3 separate regions of the Homo sapiens genome follow, and regions 2 and 3 are each linked to region 1. Evidence: chromatin loops called from intact Hi-C (ENCODE). Cell type or tissue: CD14-positive monocyte. All regions are shown on one strand.

Region 1 (2,500 bases):
GTCTCTGTGAGCACCTGACCACAGAGCCTAGCACTGGGCCAAGCAGTCTCTTTGCCCCCACCCATCTCATCTGGATTGTATGCATTCAGCAAACATGCCCATGTATTGGGCATGAACCCCCCAACTCTACCCTCCTCCTAAGGGCTCAGTGGCCTTAGAAGTGTTCCGTTTGTCCCACATGCTGTCCTGGAGTCCAAGCCCTAAATTCAAGTCTCTTCTGCAATGATTAATTCTGTGATCTTGCTTGACATCTCTGCACCACTTTCCTCCCATCCATCTGTGAAACACGAGAGAGGGGCTTCCAGGTGGGCATGGAACAGGATGCTTTCACCTACATCATTTTAAGGAGATTGCTATTCTAGCAGAAAAAAATGACAAGGAAGTGACTATATCATCAAGACGAGTCTTTGAAGCTTACTGCAAAATCTTCATGTCCTTTGGCGGTGAATGTTTCCTCTCAAATGTATGTAAATTTGCTATGCTATGCACAATGTGCTAACTCAGTCAGTGTGGATGCCCTTTCCTTCCCTTTTTTTGCAACTGCTTCAGAGAACCCCACCCACTTTTGTATGCCTCACTGCCTGGGACAAGGCAGCTTTACCCTGTGCCCCATTTAAGCCCTGAATCTCAATGCATCTTCAGGGAAACCTTCAGAGTGACTGCTGCCATTCACTTTTCAAAGACCCCAAAATGGGGCTCCAAGCCTCAGTCCAATCAGCGTAACTAAGGGAAGGAGCTGGAACAACAAGGATTGTGGGAGATTAACCAGCTCTCCCACTGAGAGGCCAGGCAACCTATGTTACTAAATCCTTCTACCGGATTAAGCCAGAGCCCACAGATCACCCACAGGCTTGAACAGATGTGACACAACGGGGCACTTTCTGGGCCTTGGTCCAAGGAAAGAGCTAAAAGTAGATGGTGCATGGGCACAAGGCACTTGTCACTCTCTCCCTTGTAGAGGCAGTGGGCCGTCTCAGAAAGAACATGAGTCAAAAGACCTGGTTAGCCCAGCTTGGCCATGTGCCAGCTGTTTGACCTTGAGTGAGTCACTTCACTGCTCTGGGCCTCTGTTCCTTCAATGGAAAAATGGAGCTCATCATATGGATTTCACAGTCATGAAGGATTCTGAAATAATCAATCCAAATTTTATTTCTTCAAAGACCATCAAAATGAAACATGAATGGGATTGTCTCTGGCAGGATAAAGGCCTGGCTTTAAGGATGAAACATGTCTGTGGCTTCCCTAACTCCTCCCCTCCTTCCTCAGTGCTCCTCGGTGCCTTTCACATGCTTCCCCCATAACACTCTGCTTCAGGAGTTCCTCTCCTATAATTCGGCTTCTCGGAAACAGGGATTCTGCAACATTTATCTCTGCTTTCCCACACCTGGCCACACATGGGTTCCTAAATATGTATATCCAACTAAATGCACTTTGTAAATGATGCAACCCTCTGATGATTATCTACAGTCTAGGAGGGGAAATGGAACATATCCATAGATATTAACATATCTGTCAATATTAGCATATCAATGAGCATATCTATCAAAATATTCCATTTTCCCTCCTAGACTGTAGATACTTTGAGAGCAGGGGTCAGACCTACTTTATCCATGTATCTACCACAGCGCCAAACTAGACACACAGGTAATGTTCAGTCAGTATATGTGGAAAGCAAGGAGAAAGATGGGTATGTGAAAAGCAAGGAGAAAGATCTGAAGGGGAGAGAAAGAAATAGAAACTCCCCCTCCCCAACAGCAGCAGCTAACCCAGCCAGTTCACCTACCCACTCAGCCACTGGGCAGACCCATACTCTCACTCCTCTTCCTGAGACCAGAATTGAGATTGTTTTTAGTCTTCCTGGCCCAAAACTACAAAATCCACAAGGGCCAGCTATAATTTTTCTTTCCACCAAGATTTTCCTGTATGATGTCTAAAGACTCAACAGTCACCCAAAGGTTCTGATTGCAACGGATCGTCAGGGTTACAGATCCCCTGTAGAATTTCTCTACTAAGATGGGTGAGAAGAAATCATCTTCCATTTGTTTGCCCTAGACACAATGCTGTTTTCAACCCGTTTCTTTGCCCATGTTGTCTCCTTTTGTCTAAGATGCCTTTTTGCAACCTCCAAACCATATCGTCACACTCTACAATTCCTCCCACCATCATGCTGACGGCAGCCAATTTGCCCAGCAGACTCATACTTACCCTTCAAGATGCAACTGAAATGGAACCTCACTAGCATAGGAGGTGGTCTGCACAGGGGGCATACAGAACAGTTGCTAGGAGCCCTGACATTAGAGTTAAATCTCAACACTAGCCCATACAAGTTCTAAGACCTTGGGAAAGTCACTGCCCATTTCTGAGTCTCAGTTTGCCCATCTGTAAAATGGACAGGATAGCAAGCACCTTCTTCATAGGGTTGTTATTAGGAGTAAATTGGAGAAATGAATGTAAAGGGCTTGGCAGAGTACTTGGCACATAGAAAGCTGTGAATAAATGG
Region 2 (2,500 bases), 48 kb after region 1:
ATTTGCCCCCTTTATCTGTTCTCTTCTTTTACATAGTGATAGAATTTTTAGTTGGTCGCAAGACTTTGCAGCTAAAGAGATTTCTTGCAGCTAGGTGTAGCCATATGACCAAATTATAGGATGTGAAAAGAAGTGATTTGGGCAACTTCTGTCCCTGAAAGAAAACAGTAGGCTCTCCCCCTTTCCTCCTTCCTGCTGGATGGAATGCAGACTTGATGGCAGGAGCTGGAGCTGCAGTCTTGGATCACAAGGTGGAAGTCAAGTGTTGAGCACTACAGAGCAACATGAGGGAAAGAGCAGGGGTCTTGATGATTGTGGAGCCATCGTTCTAGCTCTGGATCACCTACCTCGACTTTTTATTTGAGAGAGAAATAAATTCCTATCTTGTTTATGCCATTGTCTCCTAACAAATTCATTCCTTTTAAAGAAAAAAAAAACTCTCTAATTTCCCAATTTGGGAAACACACCACATGGAAAGTTAAATGCTAATACTCCAGATGTTTTCGTGGTGCTGCTAGAGCCATAAACACAAATTCAAACAGGACTGCTGAAACCTCATGTCTATAAATGGAAATCGAGGGGAAGGGTCCTTAAATAATTCCGATTGTTTTATATTGAATGAGAAGAGGTTTGGATAATCATTTCAATGTAAACACAAATTTATACAAATTACCGCAGAACTTTTAAATTGCCCTCACCCCTACCCTGAGCCTGGAGGCCCAAGGAACTCAATTAGAGAGAGAAAAAAAACGATCTAATCCATTTGTTTTATAAGAAATTTCTCAGTGACTCCAGGGCAATATCTGGTGGAGACAGAAGTCCTGAGAGCAGGAGGCAGGACAAGGTGGAGGCAGAAGAAGGAGAACCTTGGGTCCCCATCCTCGCTTCAACCACAGCACCACTGCTTTAATCTAGTTTATAAACTAGGGTTTTATAGGAGAGTTCAAAAGGCTCTGTTGTTAAAGTTCAAATATGTGCAACCTCCTGGTTAACAGAGGAAGGAGCTAGAGTCCAGAAAGGGGAAGTGGTTTGCCCAAAGTTTCACAGTAAGGGGGAGGCCAAGTTCCCCATGCCTAGAAACCAGCCTTTCACCTGAATCAGACCTACCGATCAAGCCAGACCCAGTGCCTAACCTGGAAACAACCCGACAAGGCTTCTTGAAGTCCCTCAACCCACTTTTACCCCATAGAGAGAGCTTCTCTTTTGCTCATAATTTTTCAGTGACTGTCTTGTCTCCATCTGTATTTCACTCAGAAGAGAAAGAGCCTTTAACCACTACAGGTACCATACCCTGAGGATGTGCTGGTAGATTCCTAAACAGGCCAGGGAAGTCAGGGGCCAGCCAGCCATCTCAGCTGACCCAGACAGTTCCTGCAGCATCACGACCAAAAGTGTCTTCTTCCCAGAAGGAAGGGTCAGGTAGGTGCCTGGTGTCAAGAACAGGCTTCCAAATTCTTAGGCATTAGTGTTGGTCACACAGATTAAAGTTAAAAGTGATTATTCATAAGAATAATCCAGATGTTCCCAGTTCTCAGAGGGCTTTTACACGCATTATCTCATTTGGGGACTCACACAATGTTACAAGGAACACTGGGCAGAAATTAATATGCCCTTCTATAGGTGGAGGCCCATCAGGATCTCACCAGAATGTGAGACTTTCAAGGGCACAAGATTTTGTCTATTTTGTTCACTGCTATTTCCCTAGTGTTTACAACACTCAACTTGGAATGATGTTCAATATCTATTTATTTAACGAATGAGTAATAAACAGCCCTTGCCAATCTTCCTAATCTCATCTCTCTTCACTTTTCCCATATGCCACTGACTGTGATCACACTGAACCGCATCCAGGTGCCCAAGTGTGAGAAACTCCTCCCCAAGCCTGAAGTTTCTGCATGAGTTTTTTTCCTCAGCCTGAAGTGGGCTCCTCCAACTTAGCCTCTATTGGACCTTTATGTCTCAATCTTGACATTCTGGGCTACAGATGCCTCACCAGGCAAGAGCAACCAGCCTAGGGGACAACTAAGGGTGAAAAATCTCCACTTGTGCTCTGCTTGCCAAGCTGGGCATCCTGCCATGGAGCTATAGTCACCCACAAAAAGGGGTGCCTTTTTCAAATTTTCACAAAGGCTCCAACAGAGTTAACTGTGGTCCTGTTGACAAGTTCCTCTGGGGGTTTTTGTTCACAGCCCAAAATAGTTTGGAGTCCACTCACAATCTCTGGACTTGTCTGTTTCCCTCTCAAGGCGGTGAGTTCTTCCACGGCAGGGGCTGTCTGGTTAGAAGTTCTCAGGCATCAGTACCATGCCAGGCCCACAGGAGGGGTTCAAGAAATGTTTATTGAATGACAGAGTAAATGAATGAATGATGAGTGAAGCGTAGAGAGGTGAACTGACTTTTCCAGAGTCAAACGGCCAGTAAGCGGCACAGCTGGCTTGAGTCCCCTAAACCTCCTGAAATCTAGTCTAGAGCTTTCTTCCATAGTGGAAATCTTCCTTCC
Region 3 (2,500 bases), 100 kb after region 1:
ATATACAGACACAAATATGCACAGAAGAAAAGATCAAAGCGCTAATATAGTTGGGTGTTTTAAGCCCCTTTGTAACAACAAAAATATACAACCAAATATATTTATATGTATATATGTGTATGTGTGTGTGTGTGTGTGTGTGTGTGTATCTTTTTTTTTAAGGGAGAGACAAGAACTTAACTATAGAAAAGAAATACTAAATGAAGAATCAACGACAAGGTAAAGGGTAGCTATGATGTCACAGGGTCTGAGCAAATCTCGAGATTCTGAGATTTGGGGTAAAGGATCACCAACAATGACCTGACTCTAGTAAGGGCCTCAGCCTTGTGCTGACATTGGCCATGGTGAGAGTTTCTGTAAGAAGAGCTGGACACACCATGGTTAAGTCCTGGGGAATTCAGACTCTGCCACCAATCTGGTATCCTTCAGCAATAATCTACATCCTCCAAGCTTTGGCCTTCTGCTCCATAAAAGGAGGCTGCTCACCTTTGCAGTTGTTGGTTCAAATAGGATAACATGAATGGGAAATGACCTGGATCACAGAAAGTGATGCTTTTACTTTTTAGAAGCAGAGTGTGATGAATAGAATACCAGTCTAACAACTAAGAAACTTGTAGTACGATGCCCTTCAGTGTTTGTGAATTTCCTCCAGTCAGCCTGTGCTGTCTTCTCTGAGCCTGACGATCCTTCTCAAATCTTTCTTGATTTTCATACTGTATCTATGATATGATGCTTAGAGGAGATTTATCACTACTGAAAATAATCCACCAATTACTGATTACCTATTATATACCAGACATTGCTTTTATATTCTTTATGTCACGAAATCCTGATGCTCAAGATAGATATAGTGACATCATTTACATTAAGGATGGGGGACAGCTGATGTTCTGTAAGGTAAATGCCTATGATGTGCACAACCACACACCCTGCTGCCTTTGTCTTAACTCCACAGCCCAGCCATGGCCACTTCCTGCTTGTAACCACAGCCCAGAGACAGTGATGGTCAACTCATCACTCACCACAAAAGTCCCTTCACACTTCCTCCCAGGGCAGGATGATGAGTTACACTTGCCCTTTCAGAGGGAAGAGAGCATGTGCACAGCCACAAGGGAAGCAATAGTCTGGCATATCCGGACACTCCTTTGCAAAGGCTCCCAATATTCTTTTACAGTGGAGGAAAGCATCAAGGCATGAGGTCTGATCAAGGTCCTCAAGGGCTCCAAAGTCTGGGGGAGGACGACCACGTAGGAAGGAAACACCAGCTGGGCCCAGGGACAAACAGGTGCAGCAGTGAGAACAGCTATTATCACTGCCAACATTGACACAGTGACTCTGTGTTCATAAATGCTTTATATATAAGAGCTACATTTTGTTTTCCCAGAACATATTGAGTACAATTCTGTATTAGAGGAACATAGGCAAAGGCCACTCTAGCCAGCATCTTGGCATAGCCGTTTCCTGAGAGAGCAAAACTAGTATGGGACCCTGCATAGATGCTCAAAGACTATCAGTTGAAGGAACAAATGAAGGAAAGGGAGCAGGACGGTAGTCCTCAGAGTTGCCTTATTACAAAATTGGAAGTATCCCCTCAACATTACCAAGAATGCTTTGATAACACGTTGCAGAGATTAAACTCCAGGAAGCATGGCAAGTCATTAATGAAAGGGACCATTATATTTAGAAGAAACTTAGGTCCAAATTAGCTCCCATCTAAAGATTAAACCCAGGTGCACTGACTCCCTGCCCAGCATTCTTTCCTACCATTCATGATCTAATTCCCCTTTTGAACCTGTTTATACATTTACCCTATGTAACCTCACAGGCAAACAAGTTCCAGATGTTTATTACCACAATCATGTTCTCTTAATCTTTTTTATTCTTCCTTATTTATAAGTCATATGAGATTTTTTATGCAGGAGGAAGAGCACTGAACTAGGAGTCAAGTAGCCGAGGTTCAAGTCCCTACTTGTTTAGTGAATTTGGGATAAATTGGTTTCTGCATTTGCAAAACGAGGGTGCTAGACTCTGATTTATGACTTCATAACTGCAATGACATTTATTCTCAACTTTCCTGGGCTACGTCCACCATCCACCACTAGCCTGCCAACCAAGCACAGGTAATAAGCAATGGCAGAGGAAAGTTACTTGCTCAGAGATGACACCAGAAGCAGGGAGCAGAACCAAGGCCCCAGATAAAATCCCTGACCTCAGATTGCTCTCTGGTTCCCTGAACCAGACACTGCTACAGATTAAGGAACTGTTTCTAAGCAGGTGTGGCCTGAGGATCAGTCAACACGATTTCCTGTTTGATGCTGAGAAAGAACATGTGAGTTTCCAATGCAAATTAGCATCTCTTTTATGAATTTACTGATTAATCTCAGATGAGTCACCTTTCTGCTCCAGTTACTTTAGGGAGACGGGGTTTGATTACAATTCAGGGATTCTTTTCAGCTCTAATGTCCCATCTCTAAAACTTCCATTTTTAGTGTCACAGTCT

What was found. Hi-C counts contacts between places; a loop is a spot of excess contacts. Peaks named below come from ENCODE experiments on the same cell type or tissue, not always from the same donor. Only the 100,000 strongest peaks of a DNase experiment are listed, where the experiment ranks them.
Region 2: a loop joins it to region 1, with 2.8 times the contacts of the local background. A loop is called at or near these places in 7 of 110 quality-filtered maps.
Region 3: a loop joins it to region 1, with 3 times the contacts of the local background. A loop is called at or near these places in 3 of 110 quality-filtered maps.

Annotation. Positions count from the first base shown.
Region 1 is chr1:56,424,415-56,426,914 of GRCh38, forward strand. All of the region lies in intron 1 of LOC124904185 (a long non-coding RNA gene), which reads right to left. Among named protein-coding and RNA genes, the nearest start is that of LINC01767, 11 kb to the left of the region's middle. In CD14-positive monocyte, no CTCF peak of the experiment used is centred here; DNase peaks (open chromatin) are centred at 537 and 997; H3K4me3 peaks cover 1,681 bases; H3K27ac peaks cover 1,983 bases.
Region 2 is chr1:56,472,019-56,474,518 of GRCh38, forward strand. All of the region lies in intron 1 of LOC124904185 (a long non-coding RNA gene), which reads right to left. Among named protein-coding and RNA genes, the nearest start is that of LINC01767, 58 kb to the left of the region's middle. In CD14-positive monocyte, no CTCF peak of the experiment used is centred here; a DNase peak (open chromatin) is centred at 1,043; H3K4me3 peaks cover 821 bases.
Region 3 is chr1:56,524,687-56,527,186 of GRCh38, forward strand. All of the region lies in intron 2 of PLPP3 (phospholipid phosphatase 3), which reads right to left. Among named protein-coding and RNA genes, the nearest start is that of PLPP3, 54 kb to the right of the region's middle. RefSeq lists an enhancer at 1,045-1,324. In CD14-positive monocyte, no CTCF peak of the experiment used is centred here; DNase peaks (open chromatin) are centred at 1,015 and 2,275; H3K27ac peaks cover 661 bases; H3K27me3 peaks cover 977 bases.